2 separate regions of the Homo sapiens genome follow, and region 2 is linked to region 1. Evidence: chromatin loops called from intact Hi-C (ENCODE). Cell type or tissue: HCT116. All regions are shown on one strand. Each heading gives the region's core, and the rest is flanking DNA. Links, peaks and the distances in the headings are about the cores only.

Region 1 (14,945 bases), core at 4,529-12,528:
TTGGCTGGGCCCCGTGGCTCATGCCTGTTATCCCAGCATTTGGGGAGGCGAAGGTGGGAGGATTGTTGAGCCCAGGAGTTCAAGAACAGCCTGGGCAACATGGTGAGGCCCAGCTCTACAAAAAACTAAAAAAATTAGACAAGGGTGGTGGCATACACCTGTAGTCCCACCTACTCGGGAGGCTGAAGTGGGAGGATTGCTTGATCCTGGGAAGTCAAGGCTGCAGTGGGCTGTGATTGTGCCACTGCAGTCCAGCCTGGGCGACAGAGTGAGACCCTGTCTCAAAAAAAAAAAAAAAAATGGGTAGCATAGTGGCTCATACCTGTAATCCCAGCTACTCGAGAGGCTGAGGCAGGAGAATTGCTTGAACCCGGGAGGTGGAGGTTGCAGTGAGCCGAGATCACACCACTGCACTCCAGCCTGGGTGACAGAGCAAGACTCCATCTCAGGGGAAGAATATTACAAAAATTATCTGGGTGTGGTGGTGCTAGTCCCAGCTCCCTGGGAGGCTGAGGCACAAAAGTCCCTTGAACCTGGGAGGTGGAGGTAAGCCGAGATCGTGCCACTGCACTCCAGCCTGGGCAAGAGAGCAAGACTCTTATCTCAAAAAAAAAAAAAAAAAGGAAAAAAGAGAGAGAGAGAGAATCTGAGCCAGATCAGTATTAGACCTCTCAACAGCAATATTAGAAACTAGAAGTTTATGAAACAATGCCTTAAAGTTGCTGAGGGAAAATCATTATATACCCAGCCAAAGTATCAACCCAGTGTGAGGGTAGAAAATAAGACATTTTCAGACAAAAAAAAAAATTGTCTTCCGTGAAAACTTCCTCAGGAAGGAACTGGAGGATGTGCTCCACCCTAAAAGGGCATAAACCAAGAAAGAAGAAATGGAACCCAGAAAAATCAGAGATCCATAGAGGAAAGAGAAGAAATGACGTTGCAGAATGTTGGCAAAGGGAAGCCTCTGGATGACGACTGTGCTGCTGATCTGGAAAGCTTCTGGCTCAGATGGAGGCAGGAGAACTGAGGGCTCCAGAAAGGGTGTCTCAAGGGAAAAAAAAATTAAGGAACTGGAACTGATAGTGAAAATCAGTATTGAGAATTATCTTACTGGGCTTTTGCAGAAGATCTAATCATGGGTCAAAGAAAATAAGCAAGTGAAAAAAATGAGACAATGATTAACTCTGTGGGGGAAAGGAGATTGAAAAAGATAGTATATTAGTTGTTTCAGCCATAAACACTTTTTAGTGATTGTGAATGTAACCAAGAGTTGTGGTGGTATGATATTGAAAGGAGAGGAGAAAGAGTGTAAGTGAACCTCCTCTGTCACAATAGGGAGCCCTAGAGACAGCATCTAAATTGGACCTCTTGGGAGATAACCAGAATTGAAATCAATGCTTTATTTAGGGAGTAAAAACCAGAAGAAACAACTGAATAAGTTGAAATGGCTGCTTTTGGCGAGCAGGCTGACGTGGGGTAAAGAGCGTGTTATTTTTGTTGTAATCCTTTAGCATTCTCTGACTGTAAATACTCTGTACACATTATTTTGGGGAATAAAAACTGACCAGAAGAACTGTGAGGAGAAGCCATGACAACAGTAAGGCTGTTTCCTTTTGAGATTTTCCTGTCTGAAGCAATTCTCCTTTGGAAATTGAGCAAACAACCCCTCCCCATTTTTTCTGCTGTCTCATGAAGTGCATTCTCACTCCTGTGAATAATCTTGGGAGGCAGGTATTGATAAGGGTTCTTGGTGCTTTGTGAAATAGTAACTTGCATGTTGGTGACTCAGAGCAAGACTCTATCTCAAAGGCAGAACAGAAGTCAAAATTCCCACTTTTAAAAATTTTATTATTATTATTTTTCAGAGACAAGGTCGCACTCTGTCACCCAGGATGGAGCCCAGTAGCCCAATTGTAGCTCATTGCAACCTTGAATTACTGGGCGCAAGCGATCCTCTTGCTTCAGCCGCCCAAGTAGCTGGGACTACAGGCGGGCCCCACCATGCCCAGCTACCTTTTAAATTTTTTATAGAGACAGGGTCTTACTGTGTTGCCCAGGCTGGTCTCAAATCTCCTAGGCTCAATCTGTCCTCCCGCCTTGGCCTCCCAAAGTGCTGGATTAACGTTGTAAGCCACTGCACCTAACTAATATTCCCCCCCTTTTTTTTTTTTTGAGACGGAGTCTTGATCTGTTGCCAGGCTGGAGTGCAGTGGCGTGATCTTGGCTCACTGCAACCTCTGCTTCCCGGGTTCAAGTGATTCTCCTGCCTCAGCCTCCCAAGTAGCTGGGACTACAGGTGCTTGCCACCACGCCTAGCTCATTTTTTGTCTTTTTTGAGACAGTCTCACTCTGTTGCCCAGGTTGGAGTACAGTGGTGCAGTCTTGGCTCACTGCAAGCTCTGCCTCCTGGGTTCACACCATTCTCCTGTCTCAGCCTCCCCAGCAGCTGGGACTACAGGCGCCCACCACCATGCCAGGCTAATTTTTTGTATTTTTAATAGAGATGGGGTTTCACCGTGTTAACCAGGATGGTCTTGATCTCCTGACCTCGTGATCCTCCCACCTCGGCCTCCCGAAGTGCTGGGATTACAGGCGTGAGCCACCTCGCCTGGGCTTTAATTTTTATATTTTTAGTAGAGACGGGGTTTCACCATGTTGGCCAGGATGGTCTCAATCTCTTGACTTCGTGATCTGCCTGCCTCGGCCTCCCAAAGTGCTGGGATTACAGGTGTGAGTCACTGTGCCCGGCCTAATATTCCCATTTTACGCACAAGACAACATAGACCTCAAAAAGGGAAGTAACTCTCCAAAATCACACAGCCAGTGAGTGGCAGAGCTGGAGTCCTGACTCTCTTTTCTGTTTTCACACAGCTGGCCTCAGGCCCAGGGACCTCTTGGCCTTCATGCTTCCACTTCTCCCCTCTCTCCCAGCTGACCCCACCTTGCCTTCAGACACTTTCCACAATGTCCCTGGCTCTGAGCCCCACCCGGAGGGGATCCTTAATGTGAGCTATAGGCTTGAGCCCATGATCTCGTCACAGACTGAGCTCTCATCCTGATCACTCACTAAGCCCTGATCCTACCACAGAATGAGTCTTGGTCCTGGTCCTAGATAAAGCACTGAACCTGGTCATAGACTGAGCCCTGATGCTGGTCACAGACTGAGCCCCAGCCCCTTGCCACCAGTTCCATTAATAATGTATACAATTAAACACAAGTCGGGCCTGGCACAGAAGTCATGGATGGCTGGGTACCATCCCTCTCCAGTGTTGCAGAAATCCTGTCTCAGGGACAGAGCTTGTGAGGCTATGGCCTGGCTAGATGCTCTGGCATCGTTTCCCTCCATCCTCCACCAGAATTTATGCCACAGCTTGTGCCCATTCATTTCTGTCCCCTCCCGCTGCCCTCCCTGTGTGGGTGGGGGTTTGGGCAGCCCATGGTAATAAGCATGGAGCAGGGGTTGTCTGTGATGTCATTCTTGCTCAGAACGAAGCATTCCAGCATGGACAGCACTTGTCCTGGCTCCCCTGCTATATAGAACTCACTGTTCCCCACCCTAGACCCTTACCCTCACCCCTTGCCAGGCCAGCATTCTGCAATATGATTTCCAGGAGCTTCCAGAATGCTGGCTTGTTACAGCTGCTGCCCTGCTCTTAGTGACCAGCATCTCCTTCGAGCAGTCCTCTGTGTCAGGTGGGAAGCCGGGCCGACTTCTGACCACCCTCAGCTCTTGTCAGCCCAGGGGAGGTGGAAGGTCAAGGGAGGGGCAGGGAAGGTGATGGAGCTGGGCAACTTGGAGGAGAGAAGGCAAGGAGGCAGAACGGGACAGGCGTCAGTGTATCACTGAGTCATAAAATGTCAGGGCAGGTGGGAAGTGGAAGGACTGGCTCTCCTCTGCTCTCCCTTGCTAAACAGATGGAGAACTGAGGCCCAAGATCCTACAGTGACTTAGGAGAAAAATGGGGCCTCACATGTGGATTACTGGTACCAAAGAACAGCAGATCCCATAGCTCCAGAGGCCAGAGGAGGACCTTAAGGGAAGGAAGACCTTCCTAATTATCTAAGTTGCCCAGCCCAGGGACCTCTGGTTGGAGGGGCACGGGGCTGTGAGTTCCCCATCGCCATGGGACTGTAGCCAGCACAGTCACAGTATGGCGGTGCAGCCCAACCCTGCCGGGGGTGGAGATTGGTTGCTTTCTTGGCCACGTTTCCTTTTGTGGGTTTGGAACCCAGATGTGCTCCCTGCACGGGATCTTGGGGTCCCAGAAGGGCCTGTTCTCCCTTCTCCCCCTACTAGATCCAGCACAGTTCCTCTGGGCAGCTCTGCTGCTGCTGCTGGCTGGCCACAAGGCACTCAGGATGTAGGAGGCATCTAGACCCACAGTCAGAGTATGTATTTGGGAAGGGAAATTGGGAGACGGTCCAGCCGAGCGGGGGCTGCTTATTGGAGCAGACTGGGTCTGAGAAAATCATGGTAGACAGGTGGGGACCTCGCCCTTCTCCAAGCCAAGGGGGTGGGCTGTGGTTTTCAGGCGCTTGGGCCCCTGCCTTGCTGCCACGCCCCAATCCTGAACTCTGCGGCCCACACCCCCCACAAAACCAAAGCCAGCTTTCTGGGCCCCGGTGGCTGTGTCTCCCTGGGCCTATTCTCTCCCCACCCGGGTGGTTTACATGCCTCTGTGCCATGAGGCTGGCCACTCTTTGAAAGCCGAGGGTTGCAGGGTGGGTTCCTCAGGAAGTGGATTTGGGCTCGGAGTTACTGTGAGGGATGTCTGTTAGGGAGAGCTCTTGCAGACAGCACCTGGAGAAGGGAAGGCAAAGAGGCCAAACTGGGCAGAGGGAGAAGAAGTCCAGCTGCAAGACAGGCCCAACCCTGGCCTCAGCTGCCTCACTGGGAGCTCCGAATGACCTGTCACCGCCCCACACAGGGCTTAAATAGCCGGGCCTGAATTAGTACCCAGCTGGATTAGTCCTTGGATATGAGGCTGCCCAGAGAAAGGCATGGGAGGCCGAGGCAGAGGAGGCAAATCTCTGCAGCTGGGGGCAATCCCTGGAGAGCTGAGCACTCACGACCCTCCCGCCGCCAGGGCCAGTCCTTCCTGAGGTACATCTGGACATCGTGTCTCTGGGTCTACTGTCCTGGGTTTTAGTGGGCTTTTGAGAGACGCTTGTAGAATAAATGAATGCATAAATGAAATAAGCCCCTCACACATGTTGGCCTCACTCTCCTCATCAATTGAATAGGGATAATACTTTCCACACTCATGCTGTGAGGGCTAAGCTCGTTGTAAACACCAAGTGCCATGGGCCTATGAGGCCTCCCCATCTCTCCTTCAGCTGAGGCCCCGAGGTTGGGGCTAGGACACGGAGGGGTGGGGTGGGCTTGGCAGTTCGTGGTTGCTGCTTCAGGGGAAACCACAGCTGCCTCTTGCTGGGGCAGTCAGTGAGGCCCAGGGGAGGGGAAGATCACATGCAAGGCGGGCTGTGGGCACTGAGTCACCACCCAGAGGGAAACCACGGCCTCAAGAACCCAACGCCAAAGGACAGGTGGCAGGTGAGGTGGGCGAAGAGCTAGCAGTCAGGAGCAGGTATCCAGACAGCCTCTTCACCTCAAGGTCCAGCCCTGTCCCATCCTGCGGGGCAGCATCTACTGTATGCTACAGGAGGGGCTGGCTCAGTCACAGATCTCTGAGCAACAGGACAGAGCAAGAGCTGAGTGACCCTGGGCAAAGAGCCATCCCTCTCTAGTTCTCCCCTACCCCTGGGAAAATAGGGACAATTCTTGGGTTTGAGAAAATTCATGCATGATGTCATCATCTGAAGATTTTGCTCATACGATGCTTTTACCTCATCATTACAGTCTAGAGTGCTGCTGTTTGTCGCGTTGCATTCATCTACTGATTGCTCTAATAGCTGTGAAATGTCTTCCTCTGTCAGTTTCCTTCTCTTTCCTCTTTGTAGGAAAATGAACAATTCTGAATTCTTAACTGTGTGCAATGAAAGCTAAAAAAAAATACAAAGATGATATCTCTGGACTTTTTACACTTTCTTGAAAGACGGTCCTAATGCTTTGGACAAGGCAATAAGAAAACTGAAAATTGGTGAAATAGCAATGACTCATGTCACTATTGAGTCATTCAGGCAATTCCATCATTCTTCTGTTTTCTTACTATTTTAGTCTTTTTTTCAAAGCATGGGTTGGGAATAATTGATGAGTAATGATGAAATAGTTCCTGAGGGAATACAATAGCAAAATGTTTTATGATATAGGAAAAATAAGATCATGAAGATCTCATAATATATTTTAGATTTACAAATGATCCAGTAGATCCATATGATAATTACAAGATAAAATAAGCTTCTTCTTTTTTTTTTTTTTTTTTTTTTTGAGGCAGGGTCTCCTCTGTCATCCAGGCTGGAGTGCAGCGGCTCACTGCAACTTCTGCATCCTGGGCTTAGTAATCCTCCCACCTCAGCCTCCCAAGTAGCTGGGAGTACAGGGGTGTGCCACTGAGCCCAAATAATTTTTGTATTTTTTCATAGAGGCAGGGTTTCACCCTGTTGCCCAGGCTGGTCTCGAACTCCTGAGTTTAAGCAATCTGCCCTCCTTGGCCTCTGGAAATGCAGAAATTACAGGCATGAGCCACTACACCCAGCCCTTCATTCTTTTTTATTAAAAAAAAAAAAAAGAAAGTGGACAGGTGCAGTCGCTCACGCCTGTAATCCCAGCACTTTGAGAGGCCAAGGCAGGAGGATTACCTGAGGTCAGGAGTTTGAGACCAGTCTGCCAACATGGTGAAACACTGTCTCTACTAACAACAACAAAAAAAAAATTAGCTGGGCATGGTGTCAGGCACCTGTAATCCCAGTTACTTGGGAGGCTGAGATAGAAGCATCACTTGAATCCGGGAGGTGAAGGTTGCAGTGAGCTGAGATTGTGCCATTGCACTCCAGCCTGGGCAACAAGAGCGAAACCCCATCTCAAAAAAATAAATGAATAAATAAATAAATAAAAGTTCTCTTTGGTTTTGGGAGACCTCCGTGAAAAAATAAAAGTAATAAAATAATCCTCATAAATCGTTTGAACTGCTCAAAAAAGAAACTTCAACCAGGCATGATGGCTCATGCCTGTAATCCCAGCACTTTGGGAGGTCGAGGGAGGCAGATCACTGAGCTCAAGAGTTCAAGACCAGCCTGAGCAACATGGCAAAACCCCCTCTCTACTAAAAATAAGAATACCAAAAAATACAAAAATTAGCCAGGCGTTGTGGCACGCACCTGTTGTCCCAGCTACTCGGGAGGCTGAGGCAGGAGGATGGCTTGAACCTGTGAGGCAGAGGTTGCAGTGAGCTGAGATTGTGCCACTGCACTCTAGCCTGGGAGACAGAGTGAGACCCTGTCAAAAAAAAGAAAGAAAGAAAGAAAGAAAGAACGAAGGAAAGGAAAGAAGAAAGAAAGGTTGGTTAAAAATTAAAATTAAAATTGGGTCTAATGGAGTCTGAAGGTATATTGAGAGTTAAAATGAAATTCCCCGAGGAGGACTTAGCTGAAGGTCCACCTCTCCCTGTGCCCAAATAGGGAGGAAAAAGTAGAGACTGTGATATGAAATGAGACCCCACCAAATGACAAATTATAAGCAAAAAATGCAAATAAATGCAAGTGAAGACGATATTGAGGACCCTGGTACTCCTGGTAAACATGGAATATGGGCTCCTTTGGGTGATTGGTATTCTAAGACAGCTGCCCCATCCTCCTTCCGGGGTCTCCCCTACAGCCCCTGTGGCTGGGAGACCCACGCCTGAAGGCTGTTCTTGCTTCCTTACTCCCTTCCCCAGCACTGACAGAATTCTCCTATTGCCCACTGGTGCCCCGAAGCTTGGCACACCAGCCATTCTGCTCTTGCTGCTGCAGGCAAGGGGCCCTCTGGCCACCCACGAGCCCTCTGGCCACCCACGACGTCCCTGTGAATCATCCTAGAGCAAGGTCAGTGACAGGCCCGGCACTGCTGGGCACCGGGAGCCCCAAGGGCTGTTTCCCACATAGGTTTTTGTGTTTTGTTTTTTTTGAGACAGAGTCTCGCTCTGTTGCCCAGGCTGGAATGCTGTGGCGTAATCTCAGCTCACTGCAACCTCTGTCTCCCGGGTTCAAGCAATTCTCAAGCCTCAGCCTCCCGAGTAGCTGGGACCACACGTGTGCGCCATCATGCTTGGCTAATTTTTGTATTTTTAGTAGAGACGGGGTTTCACCATGTTGGCCAGGCTGGTCTCCAACTCCTGACCTCAAGTGATCCACCAGCCTCGGCCTCCCAAAGTATTGGGATTACAGGCATGAGCCACCATGCCCAGCCTCCCACATGGGTTTATCATCAATTTACAATAGCCTCACAAGTGTTGGGGAAAACTGAGGCTCAGAGAAGGACGGTGACTTGCCTGGGGTTCCCGAGCAAATCATTAACAGAGCAAGGTTCATAACCAGACCTTTTGCTACCTGTTCAGAGCCTTGTCTTCCATGTATAGGCCCAAGGAAGCTCATGCCTTCCAAGGGTGCAGGGGGCACAGGCTACTTGAGCTCATGGGCCGCCTTGGGGGCTTGAGTCCAGAAGGTTTTCTTTCATGAGAAGAGACTGGATTGTGCTTGTTCATGGGAGGTAGGAGAACCCATTTGTTAAGAGCTCAGGCTCATGAGTTTACAGTATGTGGGTATTTATCCTGGCTGTACAACTTATTCCTGTGTGGCCCTCAGAAGGGAACCTAACCTCTCTGTGCCTTGGTTTCTTTACCTGTTGGGGTGGTGGGAGGTTGAGTCCTTTTGGTTGCCAGATCAGCAGGTCCCTTGGATTCCCTTGAGTCTGGGGGATTATTATCAGTAAGGGAGACAGGCCCTCACAGGACTCCAAGAGTAGGACCTGGACCTTGTCCAGGCATGGACCCTGGGGCTGGAGAGTGGTACTGCGTGTGGGCACTAGGGATTCAAGACAACAGGGTGTGGTGAGTGGTCCTATGGCACTTCCTGAGCTCTCTCAGCATCCGCTCCCTTCCCTCACAAACACCCCACAACCACCCTGCATTTGTTCAGCTTTTTCTTGTCCTCCCAGCTTCCGCAAACTCATTTTTTCCATTTCCTCATCTCTCAGCTTCCTGGGCATGACCTCAGAGTCCAGACAGCTTTGTGGCTGCTCTGAAACACACCCTTTCAACTTAGCCTCAACCACTCAAACCCCTGAGGGAGAAACCTGATTCCAGCCAAGGCAGACTCATTGATCTCAGATTTACCCTACCATGGTAAACAACCATAAATACTGGGCAAAATAGAATATCCAACAACAGTTTGTAGGCACTGGACAGCAGCCAATGCAGGGTTATGGTCGTTGGAGAAGGAATGCACATGAGGTGAGCCTCACTTTTTTTTTTTTTGAGACAGGGTCTCACTCTGTCCCCCAGGCTGGAGTGCAGTAGCATGATCTTGGCTCACTGCAACCTCTGCCTCCTGGATATAAGTGATTCTCCTGACTCAGCCTCCCAAGTAGCTGGGACTACAGGCGTGTGCCACCACGCCCAGCTAATTTTTGTATTTTTAGTAGAGATGGGGTTTTGCCATGTTGGCCAGGCTGGTCTCAAACTCCTGACCTCAGGTGATCCACCTGCCTCGGCCTCCCAAAGTGCTGGGATTACAGGCATGAGCCACCTCGCCTGGACAAGCCTCACATTTAAATTGCTTTCTCCATGAAGCCATTTCCCAAACTCAGGTGCAAGGAAGTGGACCAAGCAGGAAGTCACAGTCTCAATGGGCCAAGAAAATAAGTATCTGGCCGGGTGTGGTGCTCATGCCTGTAATCCCAGCACTTTGGGAGGCCAAGGTGGGTGGAACACAAGGTCGGAGTTTGAGACCAGCCTGCCCAACATGGTGAAACCCCATCTCTACTAAAAATGCAAAAATTGGCCGGGCGATGTGGCTCACGCCTATAATCCCAGCACTTTGGGGGGCCGAGGCGGGCGGATCATGAGGTCAGGAGTTCGAGACCAGCCTGGCCAATATGGTGAAACCCCGTCTCTACTAAAAATACAAAAATTAGCTGGGCGTGGTGGCATGCACCTGTACTCCCAGCTACTTAGGAGGCTGAGGCAGAAGAATCGCTTGAACCCAGGAGGCGAGCTTGCAGTGAGCCAAGATCGTGCCACTGCACTCCAGCCTGGGCAACACAGTGAGACTCTGTCTCAAAAAAAAAAAAAAAAAAAAAAAAAGCAAAAATTAGCCAGGCGTGGTGGCGGGTGCCTGTAATCCCAGCTACTCAGGAGGCTGAGGCAGGAGAATCACTTGAAACCAGAAGGAGGAGGTTGCAGTGAGCTGAGATTGTGCCACTGCACTCCAGCCTGGGCGACACAGCGAGACTCCGTCAAAGAAAAGGAAAGGAAAAGAAAGGGAAGGGGAAGGGAAAAGGGAACACCCAGATATTTTTTGTATTTTTTGTAGAGATAGGGTTTTGCCATGTTGCCCAGGCTGGTCTCAAACTCCCGAGCTTAAGTGATCCACCTGCCTCAGCCTCCCAAAATGCTGAGATTACAGGCATGAGTCACTGCACCCAGCCAAAAAACTGACATTTTGGACTGCAAAATATATTTGAAATTAAGAACTCACTGGATAGGTTTAGCAAAAGACTATATACAGCAGAAGGCAAGACTCGTGAACTTAAAGACCAGTCAATAGAAATTATTCAAATTGAAGCACAAAGCAAAAAGAATAATAGAAGGAAAAACAGAACTGAGTATAAGAGATGCACGGGATGTGCTCAAAAGGTCTAACATACGTGTTTGGAATTCCTTAAGGAGAGAAGAGAGGGAATAGGAGAGAAGCAGTATTTGAAGAAATAATGGGCTGGGCATGGTAGCTCACGACTGTATTCCAAGCACTTTGGGAGGCTGAAGTGGGAGGATCACTTGAGCCCAGGAGTTCAAGACCAGCCTAGCCAACATGGCAAAACCCTGTCTCTACAAAAAATACAAAAATTAGCCAGGCATAGTGGTGTACAACTGTAGTTCCAGCTACTTTAGTGGGAGGATCAGGATCACATCAGCCAGGGAGGGTGAGGCTGCAGTGAGCCATGACTGCACCACTGCACTCCAGCAGCCTGGGCAACAGAATGAGACCTTGTCTCAAAAAAAAAAAAAAAAAGAAAGAAAGAAAAGAAAAGAAAAGACAAAGAAGGCTGGGCGTGGTGGTTCATCCCTGTAATTCCAACATTTTGGGAGGCCAAGGAGGGCGGATCACCTGAGGTCAGGAGTTCGAGACCACCCTGACCAAAATGGTGAAACTCTGTCTGTACTAAAAATACAAAAATTAGCCAGGCATGGTGGCTCGTGCCTGTAATCCCAGCTACTTGGGAGGCTGAGGCAGGAGAATCACTTGAACCCAGGAGGCAGAGGTTGCAGTGAGCCAAGATTGTGCCACTGCACTTCAGCCTGGGTGACAGAGTGAGACTCTGTCTCAACAAAAAAAAAAAAAAAAAAAAAGAAAAAGAAATAATGGCTGAGAATTCCACAAATATGATGAAAGGCATCAAGCCATAGATTCAAGAATATCAATGAGCTCCAAGCAGAGTAAGCATAAAGTAAACTACACTTAGCCTCATCACAGTTAAATTACTGAAAATCAAAGACAAAGTAGAAAGTCTTAAAAGAAACCACATTTTAAAAGAGAGAGAGAGACAGAGATACCAGCAATACAACTGATGGCAGACTATGGAAGCCAGACAATAATGAAATGACATCTTTAAAATGCTAAAAAGAGTTGGGGACAGTGGTTCACACCTGTGATCCCAACACTTTGGGAGGCCGAGGCAGGCAGATCACTTGAGGTTAGGAGTTCAAGACCAGCCTGGCCAACATGGCAAAACCCCATCTCTACTAAAACTACAAAAATTAGCTGGGCATACTGGTGCATGCCTGTAATCTCAGCTACTCAGGAGGCCGAGGCATAAGAATCGCTTGAATCCAGGAGGCGAGGCTGCAGTGAGCCGAGATTGTGCCACTGCACTCAAACCTGGGCAACAGAGCCAGACTCTCTTCCAAAAATAAAATAAAATAAAATGCTAAAAAAAAAACCTGCCAAGCTACAATTATATGCCCACTTCAAAAAATAAAGTAAAAGAAACATGTTGTCAGACAGACAAAAGCGGAAAGAATGTGCTTTGTTACTAGTGCACATCTGCACTATAAGAAATACTTGAGGAGGTTTGCACGGTGGCTCATGGGTCCTGTCTCAGCACTTTGGGAGGATTGTTTGACGCCAGAAATTCAAGACCATATGAGCAACATGGTAAGACCACATCTCTACAAAAAATAAAAAATTGGCCAGGAGTGGTGGTGCACACTTATAGTCCCAGCTACCCTGCAGTTCGAGGCTACAGTGAGCTGTGATTGTGCCACTGCACTCCAACCTGGGTGACAGAGCAAGACCCAGTCTCAAAAAAAAAAAAAAAAAGAAAAGAAAAGAAAAGAAAAGAAAAACTAGAGAAGGTTTATTTTTGTTTTTGTCTTTTATTTTTTGAGACCAGGTCTCGCTCTCGCTCTGTCACCCAGGCTAGAGTGCAGTAGCGCTGTCACAGCTCACTGCATCCCTGGCCTCTCGGGCTCAGGCTATCCCCCTGCCTCAACCTCCTGAGTAGCTGAGACCACAGCCGTGCACCGCCATATCCAACTAATTTTTTTTAAGTATTTGTAGAGATGAGGTCTCCCTATGTTGCCCAGGCTGAGGGAATTTTTCAGGCTGATGGAAAATGAGCCCTGATGGTACTGCAAGAAGGAATGAAGAGCACAAGGAAAGAGTAAAAATGTGTCCAATGAGAATCAAATATTGGCTATTTAAAACAACATCTCATAAGATTTTTCACATAAAAGCAAGTATATGAGACCCAGTGTGGTGGCTCACACCTGTAATCTCAGCACTTTGGGATGCCCATGTGGAAGGATTACTCGATGCCAGGATTTTCAGACCAGCCTGGACAACATAACAAGACCCTATCTCTATAAAAAATTTTAAAAAAAATTAGCCAGGCACAGCAATGCATGCCTGTGGTCTCAGCTACTGTTCTCAGCTACTGGAGAGGCTAAGGCAGGAGGATCGTTTGAGCCCAGGAGGTTGAGGTTCCAGTGAGCCAAGATCATGCCACTGCCCTCCAGCTTAGGCAACACAGGAAGACCCTGTCTCAAAAAAAATCAAAAAAGTAAATATATGACAACAATAAAACCAAAGAGGGTGGGTACTAAATGGGAGTTAACTGTTATAAGGTTATTGCATCATTTAAGTATAAATTGTAAATGTTCTAACTTAATGTAGATTGAAATAAATCAAGGATGCATTTTATAATCTCTAAGATGACCACTAAAATAGTAGTAAAAGAAAATGCAATTAAAAAGCTAACAGTAGGCCAGGCACAGTGGCTCGTGCTTGTAATCCCAGCACTTTGAGAGGCTGAGGCAGGCAGATCAAGAGGTGAGGAGATTGAGACCATCCTGCCCAACATGGTGAAACCCTGTCTCTACTAAAAATACAAAAATTAGGCCAGGTGCAGTGGCTCGCGCCTGTAATCCCAGCACTTTGGGAGGCTGAGGCGGGTGGATCACGAGGTCAGGAGTTCAAGACCAGCCTGGCCAAAATGGTGAAACCCCGTCTCTACTAAATATCAAAAATTAGCTGGGCATGGTGGCACATGCCTGTAATCTCAGCTACTCGGGAGGCTGAGGCAGAAAAATTGCTTGAACTGGGACCCAGGAGGCAGAGGTAGCAGTGAGCAAGATTGTGCCACTGCATTCCAGCCTGGGCTACAGAGCGAGACTCTGTCAAAAAAAAAAAAAAAAAAAATTAGCTGGGTGTGGTGGTGGGCGCCTGTAATCCCAGCTACTCCAGAGGCTGAGGCAGGAGAATGGCTTGAACCTGTTGAACCCGGGAGGCGGAGCTTGCAGTTAGCCAAGATCGCACCACTGCACTCCAGCCTGGCAACAGAGCAAGACTCCATCAAAAAAAAAAAAAAAAAAAGCTAACAGCAGAACAAAATGAAATTATTTAAAAAAATATTGATTAAGTCTGGGCGCAGTGGCTCACGTCTGTAATCCCAGCATTTTGGGAGGCTGAGGCGGGCAGATCACGAGGTCAGGAGATTGAGATCATCCTGGCTAACACGGTGAAACCCCATCTCTACTAAAAAGAAAACAAAAAAAATTAGCTGGGCATGGTGGCGGGCGCCTGTAGTGCCAGCTACTCGGGAGGCTGAGGCAGGAGAATGGCGTGAACGCTGTCTCAAACATAAATAAATAAATAAATATAATAAATATAAGGACATAAAAAGGTGAAAGCAAAAGGTTAGAAAGCAACATTTCATGTCAACACTAATCCCAAGAAAGCTAATATGGAAATATTATACAAACAAACAAAAACCAAACAAACAAAATATATTTATATATATATATATATATACACACACATACACATATAGACGTAGGCTGGGCACGATGGCTCACGCCTGTAATCTCAGCACTTTGGGAGGCCAAGGCTGACGGATCACTTGAGGTCAGGCATTTGAGAACAGCCTGCCAACATGGTGAAACCCCATCTCTACTAAAAATACAAAAAATTAGCCAGGCGTGGTGGCGGGCGCCTGTAGTCCCAGCTACTCAGGAGGCTGAGGCAGGAGAATGGTGTGAACCCAGGAGGTGGAGCTTGCAGTGAGCCGAGATGGCGCCACTGCACTCCAGCCTGGGTGACAGAGTGAGACTCGGTCTCAAAAAAAAAAAAAAAATTAATCGGGCGTGGTGGCATACACCTGTAGTCTCAGCTACTCAGGAGGCTGAGGCATGAGAATTGCTTGGACATGGGGAGGCGGAAGTTGCAGTAAGCCAAGATTAAGCCACTGCACTCCAGCCTGGGAGACCTAGTGAGACACTGTCTCAAAA
Region 2 (14,945 bases), core at 2,601-10,600, 69 kb after region 1:
TGGCTCTCTCAGTTGTGACCACTGCTACTTCCAGCTGTCACCAAGAAGAAGGGGGTGGCGGGGAGGGAGGAAGAAACTGTTACCAGAGCCACAGGCCTGGAGGCCACAGGAGGGTCAGGGCAGGCAGGTGCTGTCTTCACAGGCTGGCTTGAGAGAGGACTTCCCTCCTTAGCTGCAAGCCTCATGTCTGCTTAGCTACTTCTGCTGTCACCCAAAGGTCAGGCCCTATCAGGTGTGGCTGTTTCACTTCCCTATCTGAGGGGCTGCTGAGGAATGAGTCACCAACTGCCCGTATATACAAAGCTGCAAGCTCCTGCCACTCGGGCAGAGGTAGGCCCAGTGGCAGAGGCACGCAAGTGACAGGAAAGGAAGTCAAGGCCAGGGCCGCAGAGGCCACAGCAGGCAGGAGGGGCCACCCAAGGAGGCTCATAGGTCCTGAGTTCTGTGCCACACAGCAGCTCTGCCCTCTGCAGGCCAAGGCGCTGGGGGCTGGGGCGCGGCATGTCCTCTGTGCATGCATGACCCGAAGAGAAAGCAGACAGTATCCCTTCACGTACTTCTAGGAACAAGTCCTCGTGGGCACAGGCTGCAGACAGGCTCCTGGAGAACCCAGCCTGTGTGTGCCCTACACTCATGGGGTGAGAATGAGGTTTACCTGGTGTACACTACCCATTCACTAAGAAATTACTAACGCAAACCAGGGCTGCCTGCAATCTGCTTAACAGAACACATGGCTGTGAAAAACAGCACCCAGGAGTGTGAAGGGCACTAGATGGGTTGGCTATCATTTGTAAAACAAGATTTTTTTTTTTTTTTTTTTTTGAGATGGAGTCTTACTTTGTCGCCCAGGCTGGAGTGCAGTGGTATGATCTCGGCTCACCGCAACCTCCGCCTCCCAGGTTCAAGCCATTCTCCTGCCTCAGCCTCCCGAGTAGCTGGGATTACAGGTGCACACCACCACGCCTGGCTAATTTTTGTGTTTTTAGTAGAGACGAGGTTTTTCACCATGTTGGCCAAGCTGGTCTCAAACTCCTGACCTCAGGTGATCCACCCGCCCCAGTCTCCCAAAGTGCTAGTGTTACAGGCGTGAGCCACCGCACCCAGCCTGTAAAACAAGATTTTAGACTAACGAGCTGGCAAAGTACAGGGGCCCAGAGGAAGTAGCTGTTGGGGAGAGGGGTGTATAGGGAACCACATCTTTGGGGGAAACCAATGAATCAGGAGAGGACATTTGTTTCTCTGGACATTTATCCAGAAGAAAGAAAAGTCAAGGGTGACAAGGACAGAACCATCAACCAGCCAGAGCTATAGTCATGGGCCATGTCTGGGCCAGACCCAGCCTATAGACATGCTGTTTGGCCTACACAAGATTATTAACATTTTTGAGCCAACATGTCCAAGTTGGAAGATTTCGCATAGAAAATTCAATTTCCTGAGTTCTTGTGAAAAGCTGAAGGCTAGGCGCTGCTGGACACACATTCCTACGTGAGAGCGACGTGGTGCCCTAAGGCCTGCCTCTCACTCTGTAGGACGTGCCCATGCCAATTCCACCTTGTCCTCATTCCTCCTTACTGTCTCTCTGAGGCACCCCCTCCTCGCTTGCTTCCTGCATATTGTACAGGGCAGGGTGGATGACACAGCGGCACAGCGCCTAGGAACAAAGCTAGGACCAAGGAGTAGAAGTCTCAGAGAAGAAGACTGAGGAAGAACTTCAGAAAGTCTGGCGTTCTGAGTTCTATTGACTTGTCCATTCTCCATCTCACTCCCCCTTAGGATCTACCATGCCCAGAACCTGCAAAAAAACCTCAAGGACCTTTTCAGAGGTCCATCACTTATTTATTTATTTACAGAGTCTTACTCCATTGCCCAGGATAGAGTGCAGTTGTGTGATCATGGCTCACTGCAGCCTCAACTGCCCTGGGCTCAGGTGATCCTCCCATCTCAGCCTCTTGAGTAGCTGGGACTACAGGTGCATGTCACCATGCCCAGCTAATTTTTTGTATTTTCGGTAGAGACAGTGTTTCACCATGTTGCCCAGAATTATCTCAAACTCCTAGGCTCAAGCAATCCACCCACCTTGGCCTCTCAAAGTGCTAGGATTACAAGCATGAACCACCATGCCCAGCCTAGAGGTCATTTAAACCAAACTCCCACTGAATGCTGGAGTCTCCCTAGGATGGCCCTGAATAAGCCTTGCCCAGTTCTGAGTAAGATGGCAAATGAGCAGGGCTGCATTATCCCTCCCCGGAACCCAGTCCTGGAGATGCCACTGGGCCAGCACAGGTTGGGAGAGCAGGGCAGGGCGGGGCCATGCTGAAGGCCCTGTCTCTTTCGTGGGGAAGACACAAGATAGTGATGAGGTAAAGAAGAGGGCACAATAAGTTATGGTAACCATAAGAAGAATAACCTTTACCTTTCAAACCCACAGAAGGAAATTCAATCTACACATAAAGGATACGAAAGGAGAAAAAGAAGCAGAGAGAATATATGATAAAGCATTTGGCCGGGAGCAGTAATGGGATTACGCTCATGCCTGTAATCCCAGCACTTTGGAAGGCCGAGACAGGCAGACTGCTTGAGCCCAGGAGTTCAACACCAGCCTGGGCAACATGGTGAGACCCCCATCTCTACAAAAAATACAAAAATTAGCCAGGCATGGTGGTGTGCGCCTGTAGTCCCAGCTATATTCGGGAAGCTGAAGTGGGCGGAGCCCTTGAGCCTGGGAAGGCAGAGGCTGCAGTGAGCAGAGATCAAGTTACTGCACTCCAGCCTGGGTGAAAGGGTGAGACCCTAACTCCAAAAAAAATAAAAAAATAAAAAAATAAAAAGCAAGCAAGCATTAAATAAGACAGCATAGGTAAATCCTAATATAATAATAATTATAGTAAATATATAACAGGCTCATCTTCTGTATTAAAATTCAGATTCTTATCTTGGATATTGTTTAATCCATCAATATCTTGTATAAAAAGATAAATTTAAAGCAAAAGAACATATAAAGGTTAAATAGAAGAAAAAGCTTTTAGTTAAATAAGGTAAACTCTGCTCCCTCCCAGAAGCCCATTAAAATAAAAGTAAAGTAATTTTTTTTAAAACGATCTAAACTCAGTGGCTCACGCCTGTAATCCCAGCACTTTGGGAGACTGAGGCAGGCAGATTGCTTGAGGCCAGGAGTTCAAGACCAGCCTGGGCAACGTGGTGAAACCACATCTCTAATACAAAAAAATTAGCCAGCATCGTGGCACACACCTATAGTCCCAGCTACTCTGGAGGCCAAGGTGGGAGGATCAGTTGAGCCCAGGAAGTCGAGGCTGCAGTGAGCCAAGATCATGCCACTGCACTCCAGCCTGGGTGACAAAGTGAGACCTTGTCAAGGAATAGAAGAGAAGAGAACGGCTGGGCATGGTGTCTCACGCCTGTAATCCCACTTTGGGAGGCTAAGGTGGGCAGATCACCTGAGGTGGGGAGGTCGAGATCAGCCTGACCAACAAGGAGAAACCCCATCTCTACTAAAAATACAAAATTAGCCGGGTGTGGTGGCGCATGCCTGTAATCCCAGCTACTCGGGAGGCTGAGGCAGGAGAATCGCTTGAACCTGGGAGGTGGAGGTTGCAGTGAGCTGAGATCGCACCATTGCACTCCAGCCTGGGCAACAAGAGTGAAACTCCATCTCAAAAAAAAAAAAACAAAGAAAGAAAAGAAGTAAATTCTCAAGAACAAAAAGAAGAGGAACCAACAGCAGTTAAGACGTGCCAATGCGCTTTCAGAAGATGGAAGCGAAAGGAAGCACTAGCAGAGCAGATCCTACAAGATAAGATTAGATTAGATGAGAAAAGAAAATATCCAAAGCCTACACAGTAACTGAGACACAAGCCAATTAGAGCCCAGGAGCCTAGGACTTGAGGCAGTGAGTACCACAAAGGTGAGCATGAGGCAGATAGCTGAATACAGGAGGACTTCCTGACCTGTAGAAGGAACAGCTAAAGTCCCCCCAGGTCTTCTTCCCACCCAAGGCAGCCAAACATACTACCCTTGCAGAGTTAGCACAACAGAGGTCAAAGGAGTCCTGGAGCAGAAGTGAGTATCTACAGACCAAACAGAGACCCAAGCCTGCTTCCCCTACTTGACCCTAAGAACGCAAGGTCAACCAGGCAGGAGACTACTGATAGGGTCCTTCTGGAAAAAACAAATAACCCTGGCAGTAGGGAGATGTGGTAGGGAAGGAAACCTTCAGATATGGAATTCAGAGGTCCACCAACAAAACATTTCAATACCAGATGAGTACCAAGTCCCTGGCAGTGAAGACAGAGTTTCCAATCAACTTTTGGCACCCAAATAAGAACAGCCAAGGAGTATCAGATATCTGAGGAGAGTCCTCTAGCAAGAAAGAGATTACACAAACAAACAGAAAATAGAAACCCAGAGACAATAGAGGGAGAAGAAAACTTAAAGATGAGAGACTACACCCAAGAAACAAGAACATAACACTTTTTAAAATGAGTATTCAAGGAACAAAAAAGAACTCTTAGAAATTAACATTATAAACAGTGAAATAAAAAATTCAACACAAGTCTAAAAGAAATCTTCCAGAAAGGAGAAAAAAAAAGATAAAGAAACGGATAATAGTAGAAAAAAGATGAGAAAATTGAATCAATTCAGTAGGTTAAAAAATCTGACGATTAAAGAGTTCCAGAGAGAACAGAAAAATAGGAGAAAATTACAAAAAAAAAATTAAATTAAATTTCCCAGAAGTGACGAACCCACAGGTGAGAGCCATTTACTCTGCCTCCAGGGGTCGGAGAAGGCAACCCCACTGTTAGGTTCATGAAGAAATTAGAGCGTCATGTCTATTGGTGCAGCCTGAGCCCACAGCAGCTCTTCTGGTGGCCACATCCCTCTGCTGATGTATGGAGTTTGCAATCAGCAAAAACTCAAAAAAATTATTCTCATTCATGCTGCTACTAAGCCACAAGCGCCAGGCTGTATCTGAGCAGTTATTTTTCTGGTCCCAAATGCTGTCCCTCACATGTCCCTGGTAAACTTCCCCTCACCAGAGTTGGTCTGCTGTTTGCTCAGCCTACAGAGAGCTCCTGAGAGCTCAATCCTGTTGCTCCTCCTCTCAGCCAGCACCACCATCAGTAGCCCCCAGAGACACTAATCCAAATTATGAACAGAACAAAGTCAAGGGCAGAGGCCACCCACAATGTCCACGGGCGTGGGTGTGGCAGCAGAGCAAGGGGTGAGAAAGAACCAAGAAGAAACTCTTTCCAAGTTGGATCTTTCACTGGCTATAACATGCTGACAACATCCCCAGGTGGTCTAGGGAGAGGTCCTAGGATTCCATCAAAGGCCTCATCTAAATCGAAAAATACTTTGTCTACTATCCAAAACATAAACTAAAATCGATATGCCTTGTTCCTAGTGATCCCAATCTAGCTTTTCTTAGCACTTACAAGCCTCATCTGTAGCAATTTGTGGAGCTCACCTCCTTCACCTTTTTGATAAATGGATACTAGCCATCTCCTGCCCCTGGCCCCTTTGACGTTTCCCACACTTCCTGTAGGTCACCAACCACAGTACCCTAGCACCCCAGGAGAGAACTTGCCCAGGACAGGAGATGAATCACCCAGCCTCGGTTCAGGTCCCTCCTACCACCACAAGCTCAAAAGAGAAGATGAACAAAATGAGATCAAAGAATCCCCCCATTTCTTTGTTAAAAACAACAACAACAACAACAACAGAGTCTCACTTTGTCATCTAGGCTGGAGTGCAGCGGCGCAATCTCGGCTCACTGCAACCTCCCAGGTTCAAGGAATTCTCCTGCCTCAGCCTCCCAAGTAGCTGGGATTACAGGCATGCGCCACCATGCCCAGCTAATTTTTGAATTTTTACTAGAGACAGGATTTCACCATGTTGGCCAGGCTGGTCTCGAACTCCTGAGCTAGGGCAATCCACATGCCTCTGCCTCCCAAAGTGCTGGGATTACAGGCATGAGCCACCGCGCCCAGCCCCTCCCATTTCTTCTTATCCTCTGCTAATGTTACCACTGGCCTCCAGCACCAGACACTGCTTCATTGTTCTTCTTCCAAATACATAAAACAGCCCTCTCGAGCCTCCTGAGTTTTGCCATAAGCTTCAGCTCACCCTGGGGGGCTCTGGACCACATTCTTCCTTCATCTCTGGTTACATGTCCTCCCTTCCACTTAACTGTTTTCCAGCTCCTTCAACAGAAGGCTTCAGGTAGCCAGAGACCACATCTCTGCTAATACACTGCCTGCTTCTGCTCATGGGACCACCATCTTTCATTTCTAAGAGCTTCCCAACCATCCTGAACCATTTGCTACTTAAGAATGTCCCAGGTTCATCGCCTCTATTCTGAAATTTGGAAAGCTACTTCCTGAAGGTCTAGGTCCTCCACTCTCCCCAGCTCCCAAAACCATCTTCCAGTTTGCAAAGCGGAGAACCTTGCCTAGTGCTGGCCTTCAGAATCATCCCCAAATTGGGCGCCAGGCATGGTGGCTCATGCCTGTCATCCCAGCACTTTGGGAGGCAGAGACGGGCGGATTGCTTGAGCTCAGAAGTTTGGGATGAGCCTGGGCAACAGGGCAAAACTCCTTCTCTACAAAAAAAAAATAATCAATCAATCATCCATCAATAAAAAAATAAAAAGAATCATCCCCAAATTGGTAATGCCCTTGATTCAGGGGTTCTCGCCTCCCTCTCAACTCTACCCTTTCTTCCTTCCCTACACCGTCACTCAAGGTCTCAGAGCCTTTAGGCCCCCACTGTCCCCTGGGGAGCTCCACCCGGGGTCCTGTTAAGCCTCTCACCCTGCTTGAGATCTTCCCTCTAAGCTCTTTGCCTAACCTCTCAGAGGCTCCACTCTCTAGCCACCCTCCCAGGTTACAGTCACATTGTTAGGGAGCCTCCTGGGGTCAAGGTCTTCACTAAGGAGTAATGCGAAGAGTATGTGATGGGCGGGTCTTTCCTGATGCCCCACCTCTGACCCACTGAAGCAGCTGACTCTCCTTGGAGGTGACCCTGACTGACCCCAGTGCTGTCTAGCAGGCCCAGACTAGTTTTTCTGGTTTTAGAGGGATGTCACTTGATCTGATTCATCAGCCCTATGGGCTTTGTTCTTTTATTTTCATTCACTCCACCAAAAGGTCCTGGGAGCCAAGGGCTGGGCCCTGTACACATTAAAATAAATAAATAAATAAATAAAACCATGTGTTATCTTCTATGATACTAAATAATTCTGACCGTTTACTCATTTACCTTGACCTTTTCCCAGCAAATGCCAAGGAGCCCTGGCAGGGCAGAAACTCCCTGAGGGCAGGAGCCTTCCTTGGCTTTCTCTTACACCTTTGTGGGTCCTGGTAGAAGCAGCGCTGGGCATTAAAAAAGAATCCCCCATATGCTACAGAATTCCTGAAAGGCAGCTCCCGGCTTAGTCCCCTGCTGACACCACTTAGAAAAAAGTTTTTTTCCTTTTTTTTTTTTTTTTTTTTGAGACACAGTCTTGCTCTGTGCAGGCTGGAGTGCAATGACACTATCTCGGCTCACTGCAACCTCTGCCTCCTGGGTTCCAGAGATTCTCCTGCCTCAGCCTCCAGAGTAGCTGGGATTACAGTTGTGCGCCACCACGCCCAGCTAATTTTTGTATTTCTAGTAGAAAGAGTGTTTCACCATGTTGGCCAGGCTGGTTTCAAAGTCCTGGCCTCAGGTGATCTGCCCACCTCAGCCTCCCAAAGTGCTGGGATTACAGGTGTGAACCACCACGCTCAGCCTACCTGAGAAAAGTTTTTACAGCTAATAGTTTTAAGCTAAATCTCTTTGTGTATGTGACTGAGGCTTGGACAGACCCTATTACATAAGCTGCCTGCATTTTATCTAGCATGTATAGAGATTCCTTCCCGAAACCAGTTGGCAAGTCTAGTTTCCTTTTCTTTGCTGAAGAGACATCAGGAATCCTGATTTGGGTCTGGTCAGGAGAAATGGAATGAGGATTTAGAGTGATACCTCCCGTTTCTACTTCAGGCCCCTAGTGTGGCCAGGCTACGTCTGGGGCAGATTATCAAAGGAACTCGTGGAGAGGCACTTCGCAGCCACAGGATGAGACAAATCCCATGGCCTGAGTCTCCACCGCCAAGCCCATTCCTGGCCTCTACCCACTAGAACCAAGAGCCAGTAGCACCACCATCCCTAAGTTAGGACAACCAAAAATGTCTCTGGACATTATCCAATGTCCCCTGGGAGGGAAAATCACCCCCGTTGAGAACCACAACTCTACAGCATTATCCGTGAAGAGCATTTCCATCTCTGCAATGATGGGAACGGCCCTACCTGTGCCGTAGGGTGTGGCAGCACTGGCCACATGTGGCCACTGAGCATCTGAGGTGTGACTGCTGTGACTGAAGAACTGAATTTTTTATTAAATTCTAATTAATTTAAATTTAAATTTGAATGTGGCAAGCGGCTGCCACATTCAAATTTACATTTATCGGATAGCACAGCTCTGGAATATACAAGAAAATTTAAATATATCAGATAGCACAGCTCTGGCATATACAAGAAAAGGAGAAGAGCCCAACTGGAACTAGCAGCTGAGTGGCTGGAGAGCAGGCGTTTCTAGTAGGGCGTGATGATGCCTCCACTGGAGACCAAGGAGGATTCTAAAGAGGAAGTGGTAGCCCCGCACTTAATCTGTGACAAGACAAGGAACCCAGGGCTTTGGTGGCCCAGTCCTCTGGGCCAGGACGCACAGCAGAGGACTCTGACATTGGGTCTACCAGTGTTGACGATGGCATGCTCCAGATCTGTGCCCAGGTCCTAGCGGCCAGCTAAGAAGCTGACACTAACCTGAGCAGGGGAGTTGGTGGGTACATTCTAGGACAAAGGATTCTTGGGGCCCAGTGCGGTTGGCACATGAGGCGCGGGAGCTGTGAAGGAGGTGGCCTCCTTAACAAAACCCCCAAGGGAGTTCCGGTTGGCTCAGTGGGTTCCATGGCTCATGATGATGCCTCTACTCGGCAAACATTTACTAAGCCTCTTATATGGTGGGGGCAGGGCTGATAAGATCCAAGCTCTGGCCTCTCCTAGGGCTCAGTCTAACAGATAGGTGGGGTACAGGTAACCCCTAACTGCAAGGCAGACCAAGATAGGAATCCACAAATTCCACCATCCTCAAGCATTGGTGAGCTTGAGCAGAGAATGAGCTCCAGGTCTGAGCTCTTCAATTCACTCACTGATAGGACCCAGGAAACCTGGCCTCAAGCCCCCAGTTCTGCTAACTCACTCACTCCCTGGAAGGCCGTGGGCGAGACCCTCTTCCTCTGTGCCTGGTTTCCCCTTATGACCCATGCATGGGCCATTTAGACCACATGGTAGGGCTCCATCTAGCTCACCGTACCACCCCAGCCCTTCTGTGACCCTGACCTTTCCCACCTGGCTCTGCAGGAAACAGTCGTGCTCTCATCTGCCCCTGGGGGAGCTGGTGTTCTGGTTGTGTCAGCTCCTCATGCCAACCCTTCTGTGTGCTTCCCCAACTTCAGAAAATTCTCAAGAAGGAAACCAGGGAGGTGGTCTAGGGAGGCTCTGCACAGGAACGTTGTTCTGGGCAATCAGGGAAGGACCCTGGGGTGCGGGACCCTCTGCCCAGAGGCCGACAGAGCTCTGTCCCTAGAGGAGCAGGTGACAGGGCTGCAGGCCAGAGGAGGAAGGGGCCAGCCAAGCAGGCAGAGGCACAAATAAAGGTCTCAGAGTTTCCACATCAGGACACAGAGCGGGCAGGTGGCCCCCACCCAGAAAAAAAGAGAAATCCTCAAACCAGGCCTTATGTCTTCTGCTCTTTCCTCAGTGAGCACTTTAAAAAAAAAAAGCACAAACTTATCAAGAATGTTCCCCAATATTCCCACCAAAAGCCCCACTGACTTAAAACAAACAAACAAACAAAAAAACACACACACACAAATATACACATAGGTTACAAATTAAAACTGAACAGAATGATACAAAAATGAAAAATGCAAGTTTCCCTTCCTCCACTGGTCCCCCTTCACAAGGGTAACCACCTCCAGAGGAAAAAACTGTGTGCAGTAACTCAGTATAAGAACACACAGAAGGAATCAGGCTGCATACCAGGGGTCGGCAAACCTTCTCTATAAAGGGCCAGATGATATTTTAGGCTTTGTCGTAATGATTTAACTCTGTAGTAGCACGAATGCAGCCATAGGCAATACGTAAATGAATGGGTATGGCTGTGTTCCAATAAATTGTCTTGGACATGAAATCTGAATTTCATATCACTTTTTTTCCGAGTCATAAAATACTATTTTTCTTTTGACTTAATCATTTAAAAATGTAAAAATCAGGCCAGGCACAGTGGCACATGCTTGTAATCCCAGCACTTTGGGAGGTGGAGGCAGACAGATCACTTGAGCCCAGGAGTTTGAGACCAGCCTGGGCAACATAGCAAAATCCTGTATCTACAAAAAGAATGCAAAAAAATTAGCAGAGTGTGATGGCACGCCTGCAGTCCCAACTATTTGGGAGGCTGAGGTGGGAGGACTGCTTGAGCCTGGGAGGTCAAGGCTACAGTGAGCAGTGATCACACCACTGCACTCCAGCCTGAGCAACAGAACAAGACCCTGTCTCAAAAATAAATAATAAAAATTAAAATGTAAAAATCATTCTTAGCTGTAGGCTATACAAAAACAGGCAGAGCCGAATTTGGCCTTGGGGGGGGGGGTCCAGTTTGCTAGCTCCTACACCCTGCTTATTCCGCTTCCATCTTGATGATTGCTCCCTTCAGCACAGAGAGAGCCACCCCATTTTTCTGAATCATTGCCAAGTAATCCACTGAGAGATTGTCCCATAAATCATAAGGGCACCACAGCTCTCTACTGCTGGATATTTTGTTTGCTTCCAGTTTTGCTTTGAAATTATAAATAATGCTATAATGGACATCCTTTCACTTTGTAAATACACCCCACAGAGTTTAATCCTGTGGGTAAATCAAGGACTATGAAGATGTTTTAATTTCTCTCAATATTGTCAAGTGGTCCTCCAGAAAGTCAGAATTTACTCCACACTGCATATGAGCAGAGCCTTCTTTTCCTCACCCTCGACAGACCTGGATGTCCTGACAGACACCCTAGAAATGTATCCTTCTCTGAGCCCGAGGCCTGCTGACTCCTTGAGTTGGGGGTTTTCTCTATCTTTAGAAATCCCCTTTTGGCTCTGAATTCTGCTGACACCTGCCCTGGCAAAAGCTAGGGCGATGTCTGTCTTCTCCTCCCAAGTTTGAAGGGTGTGGATGAAGGAGTTCAGGAAATGCCACCCCATAATATGCGGCTTTGGTATGCTGATTATTTCAAACCTGAAGGCACTGGGGGAAAAACAAATGCAGGGAGGAACTTTCTCTGAACTTCTCTTATCTGCCTAAAGAGGGATTCCCCTTGTCCTGAGTCCCCCTCCCTGAGAAAGGAAGACTGACTTATTGACAATCTGCTGAGGCATCTTTTATTATCTGAGAGGTTTTTATCTGCCTAACAAGACCGTATAATTCCTCCCCTCACCCTCCCATAACTTGTGTCGCCACCACCCCCAGAAGCCCCAAGCCCCTATTTCCTTCTGTAGCTCAGGCTGCTATACAGGCTTCAGCCATCTCACCCTTCTGGGAATCTCATATTTTGTGGTACACCCATGTGCAGATATGTAACTAAATATGGTTTTCTCCTGTTGATCTTGTTTTTTGTTGTTATTGTTTTGAGATGGAGTCTTGCTCTGTTACCCAGACTGGAGTGCAGTGGCATGATCTCAGCTCACTGCAACCTCTGCCTTCTGGGTTCAAGCGATTCTCCTGCCTCCGCCTCCTGAGTAACTGGGATTATAGGCGCCCACCACAACCGGGTAATTTTTGTATTTTTAGTAGAGCTGGGGTTTTACCATGTTGGCTAGGGTGGTCTCGAACTGGCCTCAAGTGATCCGCCCGCCTCAGCCTCCCAAAGTGAGCCACCGCGCCCGGCCCTGTTAATTTTGTTTATAAGTCAGTTGAACTCATAGCCCAGCCAAGCAGCCTAGCAAGATGGAGGAAAGCCATTTTTGCTCCCCTGCATGGGCCAGGCTGCCAACCCCAGGGAAGAAACTGCCTGAGCTGACAACCCGGATTTTACTGCCACTCAATTACATGACAACTACGGAACTACAAAACCCCCGGCATCCTGAAGCTCCTGAGCCCCAGGACCTTCTCTCAGGCTGCCTTTGGGTCCTAGTCCTTTTTGCCCTCACATCTAGAATCTTCTAACACCAGTGCCAGAAGAGGCCCTGGAGATGGATCATTTGAGAACCTGCCCCTCCTTCACTGTGTGGATAAGAAAATTATGGCCAAAAAGAACGGACTTGCCCAGGGTCCCAGCGTCAGAAATGTGCTCAGCTGCCTCTCTTGTGACACGGTTGCCCACCTGCCCCAACATACTCAAGGTCATCTCTGCTAGTGACTACTCTCCCTGACTGCTGGTGTGTGTGGCTTGTGGCTAATCCATGTCTCTCCACCACCCCTCACAGTCTCCCTGATTTGGCTACCTTGACATTAGCGGCTTTCCCGGGATGTCTGGACATACTGGTCAATCAGGAACAGTGATGGGCCAGATCTGTAGAATCCCCCAGCTCCCTGCAGCCCACACCCCAGCTGTTCATGTGCTAGACAAAATCTGGATGTACCTAAGGAAGTTCCGGAAAGCCTTGAGCACCTGAACCCACGACTCAGCAGGTGAAGAGCTGAAAGTGACTGCTCCAAGGGACAATGATGCTCCTGCAGGAGATCCAGCAGGAGGCAATGTGGAGATCAGGGCCATCAGGGAGTGAAGGGGAGTGTGCAGGGATAGACGCCACCACTGGGGCCAACACAAGGCAATCCAGGGATTACCTTTGGATCCCAACACCTCACGAGGGCCCTAATAAGCAAGGCCAGGCTTGGAGAGCTGTCTCCCTGCAGATGAAAGGCATGGGCCCTCCACAAGAGCAGGTGAACTGTGGCTTCCATGGCTCTTCCCAGTGGGGTTGCCCCACACCATGTGGCTGGCCCAAAGGACATGAACAAGGGGAAAGGACAGGGTGATGGCCAGGAAACACACACAACCGAGTGCTTCAACATGCCAGGCTCTGTGCTGAGTCACTGGCACAGGACCATTTTCATCTGTGACCCCTCCCACCCCAGCCAACATCTCAGGGAGCCTGACAAGAGTCTGGGGGATGGGCAGCAGGAATCAGCCCTATTTTCAAATGGGAAAGGCAAGCTCCAAGAGGCTGAGTCGGGGAGCCCTCCCTCCCAGTTCAGTGCCCTCTGGCTGCCTCACTTTTGGCATCAACTCCAACCAGAGAGGGGAAGCCAAGTCCTGTTCCAGACATGGCCTGCCATCCCATGGGGCCCAGGCTAAAAGGCCCTGGGGTGGGCTGGAGCACCTCCCTGCTCCAGGCAACCCTTTCCTCACAACCCCCCTCCCACCAAACGCTGGCTGCGTGGGATGGGAGGAAGCGGTAGGGTTGCCATTTCCCTCCGCTCTGAGGCTGCCCATCTGTTTCCTGGGATAGGACTCCCCGCCCCTATCCACCCCTAGTCCGGAAACTCACTTGCCCTGGGGCTATGGGAAAAGGGAACTGCATGGCTCCCTCCCTCCCCAGGGGGTGGTGGCAGAGGCCTCCCACCCTCACGGCTCTAGCTGGGCAGCTCCTACCAATGCTTCTGGGTACACAGCGGGTGGCTGGGCCTAAGCAGCACTGCCCTAAAAGTGCAGCACCCAGTGTCAGAGTGCCACGAGACTCTCCTCCCTCCCCCACTCTGGCCTGGCTGTCATCCCTGGCTGGCAGCTTCATGGCTTATCCCAGCCCTGGGGGTGGGGTGATGGGGTGACTTTCTGGGTGGAAGTTGGTGGAAAGTAAAAAAGTGAAACACTTCCCAGCCCAGCCCCAGCTGATGTGACCACGTGGTCATCTGTGAGTAAGCACCGCCCCCTGCTGGACATGCCAGATACGGCCACTGCACCTTGGGTGCTCAGCTGATAACAAGAGGGAAAAGCCAGGCCTGGGGCCCAGCAACTTCACAAGACCCCACCAAAAACTAGGGGCCAGTAACACCAGCAGTGTCTAAGGCAACCTATAGTTCTATGTCAAATAAGTTTAAAAGAAGGGGCCAAAACCACAGGGGCTGGGCTGGGGCAGACAGGGAAGGCTTTGCACAGAATGTGAAAAGGCGAGAGAGGAGCAGAGAGGGCAGCCAGCCTAGCAGGGCCCAGCCACGCAAAGACCAAGGGGGATAAGACAGACCAACTAAGGGCCCTGGAGGTGGAACTAGGAAGTGGGGCCACTCCCTGTTAGATTTCACGCTGTTTAAAGCCTTGAACTTCTGCACCAGAACCCCAATATAGAAAATAGATCCAAGTTGAGGGTCTGGCCAAGGACGGGGGCTAGAGTCCCTCACCCCAGCACACAGTCGGGGGCCCCTGGGGCAGCTCTGAACACCTGAAGGAGCAAAGTTTGAACCTAGAGCTTCAGACAATGGGGTTTCAGAGCATTTGACTGACAAGACAACCATGAGGTCTCACGAGGAGGGAGAACACAGCCGCAGTGTTCAAGGCGGAATGAAAGCAGGGATGGGGAAGCCCAAGGCAGGAGGGGATACTGAGAACTTGCTGCACTTCTCCAGCCAGCCCTCCTCCCACACAGGACTTCACGGATTCTCAGGGTTAATGTATGGGAGCCCAAACCCTCCGTTCACTGGGTCCTTTCCCAGTCTCCCCTCATGCCCTGTCTGTACTATCTAATCTAGCCCCTGGTTACACTGGGCACTGGTCTCTGTCTCCTGAATCCTCCACAGAGCACCACACACACAGGACCTCCACAAGCATGATTAACATGATAAAGAAAAAGAAAATTGCATGTACTGC

Evidence for each region. Hi-C counts contacts between places; a loop is a spot of excess contacts. Peaks named below come from ENCODE experiments on the same cell type or tissue, not always from the same donor. Only the 100,000 strongest peaks of a DNase experiment are listed, where the experiment ranks them.
Region 2: it touches region 1 in a loop (2.1-fold over the local background); 26 of 110 quality-filtered maps call a loop at or near these places.

What each region holds. Positions count from the first base shown.
Region 1 is chr15:75,099,211-75,114,155 of GRCh38, reverse strand. LOC124903529 (a long non-coding RNA gene) reads right to left here and starts at 7,308. Exons shown (of 2, transcript XR_007064720.1): 1 at 7,279-7,308; 2 at 1,828-6,003. RefSeq lists enhancers at 932-1,001, 1,022-1,071, 1,102-1,191, 3,117-3,186. In HCT116, for the core only: no CTCF peak of the experiment used is centred there; DNase peaks (open chromatin) are centred at 5,495, 6,155 and 9,175; H3K4me3 peaks cover 2,026 bases; H3K27ac peaks cover 2,232 bases.
Region 2 is chr15:75,028,530-75,043,474 of GRCh38, reverse strand. It overlaps PPCDC (phosphopantothenoylcysteine decarboxylase), which reads right to left. Exons shown (of 6, transcript NM_021823.5): 3 at 1-34. Among named protein-coding and RNA genes, the nearest start is that of PPCDC, 12 kb to the right of the region's middle. RefSeq lists enhancers at 1-78, 1-394, 119-428, 519-608, 6,550-7,050 and 2 more and silencers at 5,962-6,200, 9,403-9,596. In HCT116, for the core only: no CTCF peak of the experiment used is centred there; a DNase peak (open chromatin) is centred at 7,044; H3K4me3 peaks cover 1,500 bases; H3K27ac peaks cover 795 bases.